Regions from separate parts of the Homo sapiens genome. Here region 2 is linked to region 1. Evidence: read pairs that join two places in POLR2A ChIA-PET (ENCODE). Cell type or tissue: GM12878. All regions are shown on one strand. Each heading gives the region's core, and the rest is flanking DNA. Links, peaks and the distances in the headings are about the cores only. Region 1 overlaps LOC105369299 (a long non-coding RNA gene). Region 2 has its middle 58 kb from the start of BACH1-IT2.

Region 1 (5,388 bases), core at 91-5,090:
AGGTTTCTAAGTCATGTGGTTATTTTTAAAAGCTAATTCTAGTATTGAGAAGGAATGGGAGTGGAAACAGATAGTAGGTTGAATGAAGGAATGAATGCAGTAAAATGCTCAGTGAAAGATGTGGCACTTTTTGTTTTCAGTATTCTCTTGCTTTGAACCAAAACCACTTAGAATGTATTTCTTTTAAAACCTGTATGTCAGTGTAAATATTCACAAACAACTGTATGTTCTGACCTATGTCTTCTGGACTTCCAGAGTTAGCATTAACATTATTAGCTGCCAGGCCAACAAAACCTTGAGTAATCCTGCAATACTCGGAATCAAGAAAAGTGGCTACATCATGGTCAACTTTGAAGAACATCAGCCTCAAGATCTTTTATACTAACTCATATGTTTATTAAAATCTATTACTAAAACAGATTTTTAAAAATTATCTTGAGGTTATAATGAGACATAGTGCTTCTACCTAATTCCTATTGGGAAAAAAAAATGTTGAGATTTGGGGACCAAGAAAAAAAATTCTGATCGCTTTTTTTTTTTTTTTTTTTGAGATGGTGTCTCTCTCTGTCACGCAGGCTTGGAGTGCAGTGGCATGATTTTGTCTCACTGCAACCTCTGCCTCCCGGGTTCAAGTGATTCTCCTGCCCCAGCCTCCTGAGTAGCTGGAATTTCAGGCACCCACCACCAAGCCCAGCTAATTTTTGTATTTTTAGTAGAGACAAGGTTTCACCATGTTGGCCAGGCTGATCTCAAACTCCTGACCTCAAATGATCCACCTGCCTTGGCCTCCCAGAGTGCTGGGACTACAGGCATGAGCCACCGCTCCCAGCTGATTGCTTTCAATTAGTATTGATAATAGTTTGAAACTGGGACAAGTAGCCTAGTCTTGGCAGTCTTTCTGCTCCTTAGCTCAGCTAGGTCCAAGTTCTTGTCTCACAACCAGGAAAAACTAGGCACACAGACACCGGAAAGTGAGTGGAGTGGAATTGATTAAGCAAAAGGAAAGCTCTCAGCAAAGAGCGAATGCTGGGAGCAGTTCCCCTACCCGAAAGTGGGAAAATCCCCTCTCATGTGGCTGAGCCTGGGGCTTTTATGCACTCAGAATGGGGAGTGCATGCTGATTGGTTTGTGAGTTTGCAAAAAAAGGTTAAAGCAAAGACACCACTCAAAGGCAGGCACGACAGTGTAGAAAACCAATTAGAAAGGGTAAGTATACGTAAAATAGGTGAAGGGTGGAGATCAGAGGAAAGCGTGCCAAACAGGAAGACAAGTTCTCAATCTAGTCTGAAAATTTAACTTGTAGTTTGGCTTTCAGGCTTTAAACTGTCTTCAGCTTGGAGGTGGGGTTTCACCGGGGACCTGCCTCTATCTGCCTAGGCGTTTGACTGTCTTCTGTTGCTGTCACTAGTAGCACAATATAAAGATTTTGTGCTACTGTTTCACAGTGATTTGCAATTAGTGCTTTTTTTTGTCATGTAGTTTTGTTTTTAGTGCATTATTCTTTAGGAGAATTTATCCGTGAAGCTTGGGTATCACAGCTTACTGCTATGTCCTTGATTTATACTTCTCATTGACTGTGAGAAGTGATGGCTAGTTTTCCTGCTGTGAGCAGGTTTGGTGATATACAATACCATTCGCAAGATGTTATATATGTGCATTGTCACATTTCTTTCAAAAATGATATTTCCAATTTTTCCAAACATTCATATCTTCTTTCTGGCCATCATACTGATTTTATTACCAAAATAAAATCTTATCATTAACTCTGAAAACAATTTAAATAACTATAAGCCATAGTTAGGGAATGATTTTTAATAAAACCTAGATACAAACACCATCATTTTCTCCTCTAATAGCAGGTTGTCTTGCCTGACTCTCAAAAATGAGGGAGCTAAATCATACAGATAGGTGACATGTTCATGGCTATAAGGAACACCATAGCATAATATTTGGACAGTAAGACATAATACATATCCTGAAAAAACTTTGATGTGTAGTCAGTGTAACCCTTGTCCCCTGTCCTCCTCCCTAACCTCAGGAAAGATCCACACTTCCACATTTATTCCCTACCCACCTTTGGTTTTGAATCCTCATTTCCACAGATGCAGCATGACATCTGTAACCCCTACAAATCTGCATACCCCTCCAGCCTTCCCAGAACTTCATTCCCTCCATCTTCATTGCCTTAGCTCCTTTTGTCTTTAAGTATTCACTCACTAAGTCAAGAAAATATTGGAGGGGGGGTGGGGCAAAACAACTAGGCTTTAAAGGTGGGGGATTACCCAGATCAACACAAGTCTCCCACTTGAACAACTGCTCTTTGACACCTGTACCCTGAGATGTGACTATGGATTAAAGTCATAGCACCCCTGCCTCCAGGTTGGAAAGTTTTATGGAAAATGAACATATTTTATTAGAAGACAATGAGAACTTCCTGGAGCAGATGAGTAAACACACCCTCATGTTTACCTGATAACTGAAATCAAAGATGAGGTGTAGCCTCTGGTTTGAAATGTTACAAAGTGTAAAATTAAGATAAAGGCAGAAAAATGAAAAGGAAATAGCCAGTTTTGAAGCAGAAGAACTCAGTGGGACAGGGGCCAAATCAGTGAAAGAGGTGCTGCTCAGATACCAGATTTAATGACAACCAAAGTGGCCCAAATATCCAAAAAAAATTGCGCTTCTGAAAACCAGTAGGAGGTTGCAGTGGACTAAAGATGGCCACAAAATTTTTATCGTTTTCCCCGTCAAGAATGGGAGTTTATTTTTCATCATCTTGAATCTGGCCCTGTGACTGCATCACCAAGAAGACACTGCAGAAGTGATGCTCTGCCAGTTCTGGTTCTAGTCTTTTAGAAGACTGTTAGCCTCTACTTCCTCTTTCTTCAAATGAGCTCTCTTGGGACACCCTCTCTCAGAACCAAACCACCATGCATGGGGCATGTGTGGCCTCTTCACTCAGGAGCCCCAGCAGAGCAACCAGCCAGTACTGAGCATCAAGTGCCAGTCATGTGAATGAGCCATCTAGGATGTTCTTTGGTCAAGTCTATACAAAAGAACTTACCAGCTGAGCCCAGCCAACACATAGAATTATGAAATAGTAAAATGATTATTGTTTAAAGTCATGAAATTTTGCAGTTTTTTTAATATAGCAATAGATAACCAAAATCAAGATTAAATAAAATATCAGATGATTAAAATGGAGCATGAAAATGGAGTTAACTTTGTAAGAAGAACCACAACCCCAATGATCATGACTTAGAGGAAAGTTCAGTAAATAAAACAGAAAATATTGAAAAAGGCTGTTTCATTTTAAACCTGTGTCAAGCTCCTAGACCTAAAATGACACTTGAAATTGTCCTCCATTAGAATTCATTGTGCTACAGATTTTCTCTCATTCTGTTACATATATTTATTTAATGAAGTAGAGAAATTCTTCTCTCATAAGCTAATGCTGCAAGGTGTTTTTATATGTATTATATGTATATGTACATACATATATTTTTTATATTAACATAACAGTTTATAATAAATGTTTAAGTGTTTTATAATAATATTTATACATTTATCACCATATATACACACACACAAATATATGTATACACACACATATACATACATATAAATGTCTGGGGATAGAAAGTGAGACCCTCAGAATCTTGGATGTAGCCTGACTGCTCTGCACCCAACTGGGGAGGAGTGAGGGGAGAAGAAAGTAGAGTTCCAGCCAGAAAGGTGACAGAAGACTGCCCAAAGCTTCATGTAACCAATCCCTCAAGCCTGCGGAAAAGTTACTAAATGTTTGGTGCCAGTGCCTTCCTGCAGAGTCAGTGATGCTTATGCTTGGTACTGAATCAGAGACAGCACCTTCAACCATAGTCACACGTCTGCAAAAGACAGAAAAATCCAGTCTGATAGCTTTGTTCTATGTATTTGTTCGTGTTTACACCAAGGATTGTAGCCTGCAGCTCCTGATCTTTTATTCTGAAACGTTCTGGAAGTAGTAAAGGCTACTCTATAACATACTTGTTTTAATAAATGTATTCTCCATTTTTTAATGCAAAACTGGCACAACCAAGAGAGGTGCCATATTTTGACTCATATTTTTACTTCACCTCTTCATATAACACTTCATTCAGTGTCCTCAATCAGGTTCTCATTCAGGTTCTCAATAGAGGCCAATTTTGCACCCCCCACCCCCTGCAGCAGGAGATATTGTTATGGGGTGGGTGGTTCTAGCCTCTAGGAGGTAGAGGCCAGAGATGCTGCCAAACATTCTACAATGCACAGGACAGTACCCATGGATAAAATACTTTGTGAATAAGGATACGTTATTCGCCATTCAGAACAAATAATTATCTCGCCCAAGTTTCCACAGAGCCAAGGCTGAGAAACCCTGACCTAAAGATATTCATGCCCCAATATGAGAAATGTGCGTATACATTAAAAGAAAGTGTAAAGGAATAAAGGAACAAAGTGGAAATCAAAAAATGGAATCAGGAAAGAAGCTAAAACATACATATTGCAAAACATGTATCTTTGATAAAGATGAGCTACAGATTTGTCTATAGCTTCCTGGCATCTGGGTAAAAAGATAAGCCAGATAATTCAATCATGAGCTAACTGAGGTCTGAGTGGCCACCATGAGAAGAAGTACTGAACTCCTAGAGGAGAGACCGTAGACACAGGTTGTCATCATAACAGCCTATTCCCTGGACTGAGGTGCCATACATAGGGATCACTTTGGAAAGGGAGGAAAATGATTCACCTGGACTGAGGTGCCATACATAGGGAGCACTTTGGAAAGGGAGGAAAATGATTCATCTTTGAATAAGAACTACTGGATCAGAGGAGAGAGATGGTTATTAGCATGAAGAGATAGAACAGTCAATTGATTAGGGGTGCTGGGTTTTCAGCCTTGATCGCTCCAGATTCCCTCTCCAGCCTCCTCCACACTTCTCTGTACCCTAGGAGGCAGGCCTTTTAGGATGGTATTCATGGATTCCCCATGCTCCCTCACTTCTGGTTGATACGGATAACGGCAGATGTCTACAGGAACTCAGCTGTCTACCTGCCAGGCCAAGGGTTGGCTATGGCTGTATTCCTCTACCAAAGTCCCCAGCTCCTGCCAGGCCACCTTCACCTACAGCTAAAGCCAAAGCAACATCACTCTAAGGGTAGTGGTATCTCCCTACTTTGGTTAGCCCTAGGGTGCATCACCCCTTTGGTGGGTTCCCTGCCCTCATCCTTGTAAATGGTTCCATCTGTTTTCTATCAGTTCCCTGACTGATTCACCAGATCAAGACTTGGGGGTAAGGAGAGTGACTATATTAACACATCAAAGGAAAGAATGTGGATGTAGTAAAGAGAAGCTAAATCAACTCCTAA
Region 2 (5,388 bases), core at 186-5,185, 140 kb before region 1:
TTTCTATTCCTGCATTAGTGTAATGCCTCTTTGTAATGACCAAAATAACAAGTTTATTGAGGCACAGATAGGTAGTTGCATGTTTATGGATTTACAGTGTAACAGAAAGGACCCAGAGCTATTAAAAATCCCTAGACATGTGCCCCAATGCCTGGAAGCCCACAAGGAGCTATTCATTTCTGTTGATTTTTCATACTTCTGAGTGATACATATTAAAAACCCTCAAGATTGTCTGCTACTGGGAAACTCACATAACTTTCTTGAGCATTGGTTTTAATATTATTTTTTACAATATTGGAAAATAGACCTTTAAGCTACCCCCAAGTTATAAATGCAATGGGAATGATGCTCAGATAGGCAAAAATAACAACAATGACTATTCATCCATTCTAGGATGCCCATCAAAGGCCATCACAAGCAGCCAAACAATCAGTTCTCTTTTTCAGGAAATGGAGCAAGGTATCTGCATCCCATCCTTCTTCTGCAGGAAAGAAGGACAGCTAAATTTCCATATCAAACCAGGAGGAACTTGATATTATATTCCTTTTTGTTTTGTTTTGTTTTGAGACTGATTCTCTCTGTCACTCAGACTAGAGTGCAGTGGCATGATCTCGGCTCACTGCAACCTCCGCCTCCCAGGTTCAAGCAATTCTCCTGCCTCAATCTCCCAAGTAGCTGGGATTACAGGCACCTGCCACCATGCCTGGTTAATTTTTATATTTTTAATAGAGACGGGGTTTCACCATGTTGGTCAGGCTGATCTTGAGCTCCTGACCTCAGGTGATCTGCCTAACTTGGCCTCCCAAACTGCTGGGATTACAGTGATACTATAGTCTAGGATCTACCACTGAGTGAATTCCACAGTCAGCATCAACATGATTATCACAGTATCTTTCAGAAATCAGAGAATTGGAAACAGATTTCCAAGAGTATTATTCCTAGGAGAGGTAAATTTTAAAAGAATAAGGTTGGCAGGGAAAGGATCAATGGCAGACCAAAAACCAGAGAGGTGAGATTTGGAGAGAAACCTTTGGATATCCACAGGACATCAAAATGGTGTTAGGAGACGATAATACACGGGACCAAAAAGGGAAAGGCTTTGAAAGAGGAGCTAAGGCAGTGCTACTTTTCCATTCCTCTAACTGCTGGATTATTTTCTTTCATGTGTGCTATAATTTGAGGTTTTCATGTGGACTCCACCCCTTCTCAGGTAGTTTTCGTCTGAAAGGTATACTTTATGTAAGCGGCATTTCTCCTGTCCTTCAATAATAGCATTTATCTGTTAACCACTCAGCTCCGTGGTAGGCTCTCACAGTGGGATCTCATCAAACACACAATTACCCACTCCAGCTGCCATGAATGTGGCATTAATTTCTGACTCTCTGAGACAAAAATTAGATTGTGTTCCAAGTTCTTAGGACTGTAACACCGAACAAAATAACTGAAGTGAGTCTCAATCAATTTAGAGGTTTATTTTGCCAAAGTTAAGGATGCATCCAGGAAAGAGAGACACAAGTCCCAGAAGGATCTGTGGCCCATATTTTTTCCAAAGAGGACTTTGAGAGCTTCAATATTTAAAGTGAAAAAAGTGGGCCGTGGGAAAAGGGGAGAGAAAAAGAGGGAGGATACAGTCACATTCTTGTGATGCTTTGATTAGGCTCACTGAATACTCACATGGAAAGGAGGGGGTAGAGGGAATAGTCAATTAGGTATTCATCTCACATTCAGTAAATCTGCACTTTACATAAGATAAAGTAAACATAGAGTAGAGGAGGAAGTCAAATATGCATTCATCTCAGGGTGGATAGGAATGATTTCCAGTCTCCTCTTGTACCATACTGTGAAGATAAGCTGTTCACTTACATTGTCAGAGTGAGAGAAGCCCCCTGAAGAGACATGTGGCCTTCTACCCTATAACTATTTGTTTAGGAACTCAAGCAAAGGTAGTTTGCTATTGTTGTTGTTGTTGTTGTTGTTTGTGTGTGTGTGTGTGTGTGTGTGTGTGTGTGTGTGTGTGTGTGTGTTCTGCATGACTCAACTTAACTTTTCCTTTTTGGCTTAGTGAATTGGGAGTACTGAGATATTATTTCCTTGCACAGGAATTTACCTGATATCGCTAAGTGACTGATTCCTTGGCAATCATGGAATTTTACATTAAGGCTGAATTTTTAATTAATAGCCCGTGGAACCTCCCTGGGACCCATAGTCATTTTTACGATACGCCAAAATTAACTGCGACCACCTGTCCAACTCTTGCCATGTGCTCAGAGACCAAAGGGCAGACGACTTTGCCAACCAAGCGCGCACATTCCTCAGCTGCCTGTCTGAGGCTTCATTACTGACTTACTGAGAGATAAAAGCTTTTGTCTTCAGCATCTCCCCTGCCAGGTTGGTGATAAATTTACTAGTGCAAATTACCATCCAGGACAATGCTGCAATTCCATTTTGCCAGAGGCAGCTGATTTTCTTTTTAAAGGTGAACCAGCTCCTAGTTCCTGAAAACAACTTTTTCTCCTCACACTCAGCTTTCACACATTTGCAGAAACTATTATTAAGGGATTCTTTTTTCTCACTCTTGAAGTCTATTACAAGGCAATTGCTGAATACAGAGTATATCCAGTTTCCAAAACTGAAAATAAGAGAAGATTGGTGCTCCTGGCCCTCAGAACCATTCTTTTACCCTTTTTGGCACCCTCCCTCTGAGTATAGCTCATACCCTCTGTAATGGCTTTTTTGATGTCAACCCAGCTAAGCTGTAGTCCCCAGGTATTCAAACACTAATCTACTTGTTGCTTTGAAAGGATTTTGCAGATTTAAAGTCCCTGTTCAGTTGACTTTAATTAAGGGAGATTATCCTGGACAACCTGGGTGGGCCTGGCTTAATCAGTTGGAAAGCAGGCCCGAGCCTTCCTGGAGAGACGGAATTCCACCTGCAGACAACAATTTTGTACTGTGTGGTGGAGGTCATTACTCCCTACTGGTCCTACTTCTCTGGGCAAATGCTAAGTGACACACCTTCGTACTATAACACACACAAGCCCGCTGGGAACATCTTTCTGGTGACCCCTGCTTTGGACTTCCCTTTCTCTCTTCCTTCACTCAAATTTTCTTTGTATGCCACAGTGATGATATTCCTTGGTAAACAAAAAGCTAGGACCTGTGACCTAAGGATAGATGTCTTTTATTGTTCTGTGAACATGTTTAAATGAACTATCTTATCAGAGTATAGATATTAAATTCTGTTTATGCATATGATGGCCCAAATTTATTGGAAGGAAAAAATTACTTGAAATTGGTATACCCAGGATAATTTGTGGCATATGATCACCACAACTGTACCCAAATCAATAAACTTCCCATTAGAAATGAATATTATCCCATTTATGCTAAGGTGTTAAAGGTCTTGAGATTGGACTTTTACGCCATACGAACATAAACACTTAAGTGTAATACATATCATAATGTATTTTTATTTTTACAGAATTCTTCAAAAGTTATTACTGCATAAATCAGTATTTCTGATATTGTGGTTCTCTGACCAGCAACATAAGCATTAAAAACTTATTAAAGATAAAAATTTAAATTTTCATGCCCCACCCAAGACTTGATGAATCAGATGAATCTCTGCAGGGGGTGAGGGGCAGGGGTTCCAGCAATCTGTGTTTTAACAAACCCTCCAGGCAAGTCTGATGTCATCTAAAGTTTGAGAACTACTTTCTTAATCTGAGAAAATCACAGTACTGGGAACACATGGGCTAATTTTGAATGACAGATTTGTGGACAGTTAATGAGTTAAGGTATTAAAAAAAAACCTGGAAATTGTTTGTAAAAACAACCATCAAAAATGAATTAATTAGGAGAATACTGGCATCTACCACCAACTTAGCAAGTTTAACACGTTGGAATGTAGGTGAACAGGCAGCCCCAGCACCAGCCCCAATGTTTATAAAACTTCCTTCTAGAGCACAGCCACTAGCAACTCAGTTTTCATCTCCCAATAGTTACTTCGTCTCAACTCAAACTATGAAATTTCAGATATTTGAAACTAGACGGGCTTAGCCTAAGTCAGGGATTCATCACTATAACTTGACAGGGTCACAGAGTAGGAACACAACCATGAAAACTTTTCATCCATGGGTCAAAACTGTTACAGGGAGTTAGACAGGCATGAGCGGGGCAAGAGAGGGCTCTCCCCTACCCACTGGGAATATCGGATGATGGTTGTGCAATTATCACATTGCCTCTCTAAAAGTGATCAATTGGCAGCCAGTGCCAGGAAGAGGCCATTTCCTGATGGTCCACACCTGTTGCATTAAAGTGTTAGTTGAATGCAGGTTCCAGGGAGAAGCAAAAAGGGGCTTCCAATAAAATCTCAGGTATAGGGCAAGTAAGCCTGGGCATGCACATTAAGCGACAAAATGGCGGAGTATGACCTTCCGGGGACACTCCACCGGAAAAGGGAAGAAAGCCTCAGATGGGCATGCACACAACTTCCTAAACACACTACCGCGTGCTCACCTCTGAGCATAAGGAAGGCACTGCACATGGGGGCGGCCCACCCTAAGGGAAGAACCATGGGCAAGGGACCAGCCTAAAAAGTCCTAAGATCAAGGTTAAATACTGCACTTGACCTCAGTGCCCACTTGAGTCTCTTCCTAAAGTATTTTCCTTTCTTTCCTGTTCTAAAGCCTTTTTACATAAACTTCCACTCCTCCTCTGAAACTTGCCCGTCTCTTTTTCTCTCTTACGCCCCTCGGTTGAATTCTTTCTAATGAGAAGGCAGGTATTGAGGTCGCTGTAGACACGTACAGATTCGTCACCAATAACTCAGATACCGTTCACCTTTCACTCTAAAGAGGAAGAAAGCCTATAAGCTAATCAGCCACCCAAAACTATAACTACCCGGAGCCATCCTGGACTTACCTCGATGCTCCTATGCTGCATACTACAGGTGGCTATGCTTCCTCAGCATGACACCAGATTATGCTACTCCCATTCATCCTTCCTGGATCATTTAAAATGTCGTCTCCGCCGGCCATGACCCTTTCAGTCTGGGCTGGCCACAATTTCTCATGCTCTTATAGCACTGATGTGGACTTCACATCCGCTTTTATTTTCTTCAAACCCTGCCTTTGCCTCCATTCCCTTGCCGTATCATTCCATCAGACTCTGCTTGAGAGTTTCTAACAAATACAAATATCTTTAGAATTTAAGGTCTGAAAAAAAGGAGATTTCAGTATGTTCAAACGAAAAGGCTTGAGCACATTAGTAAACTCAGTAGACAAAGGAGTTCTAATCTCTGGGCAAAATTGGAATCGGCAATGTATTTGGAAAAAAAAGTGTGAAGTGCAGCTCTGAAAAGTTACCCTTTCCTTCAGAAACTGAGAA

Evidence for each region. Peaks named below come from ENCODE experiments on the same cell type or tissue, not always from the same donor. Only the 100,000 strongest peaks of a DNase experiment are listed, where the experiment ranks them.
Region 2: POLR2A ChIA-PET joins it to region 1 with 6 read pairs; 6 of 35 experiments call an interaction of 5 or more read pairs at or near these places.

The regions. Positions count from the first base shown.
Region 1 is chr21:29,291,210-29,296,597 of GRCh38, reverse strand. LOC105369299 (a long non-coding RNA gene) reads left to right here. Exons shown (of 2, transcript XR_937652.3): 2 at 256-420. Among named protein-coding and RNA genes, the nearest start is that of BACH1, 5.0 kb to the left of the region's middle. In GM12878, for the core only: no CTCF peak of the experiment used is centred there; DNase peaks (open chromatin) are centred at 1,087 and 2,917; H3K27ac peaks cover 941 bases.
Region 2 is chr21:29,427,722-29,433,109 of GRCh38, reverse strand. No RefSeq gene overlaps it. Among named protein-coding and RNA genes, the nearest start is that of BACH1-IT2, 58 kb to the right of the region's middle. In GM12878, for the core only: no CTCF peak of the experiment used is centred there; no DNase peak of the experiment used is centred there.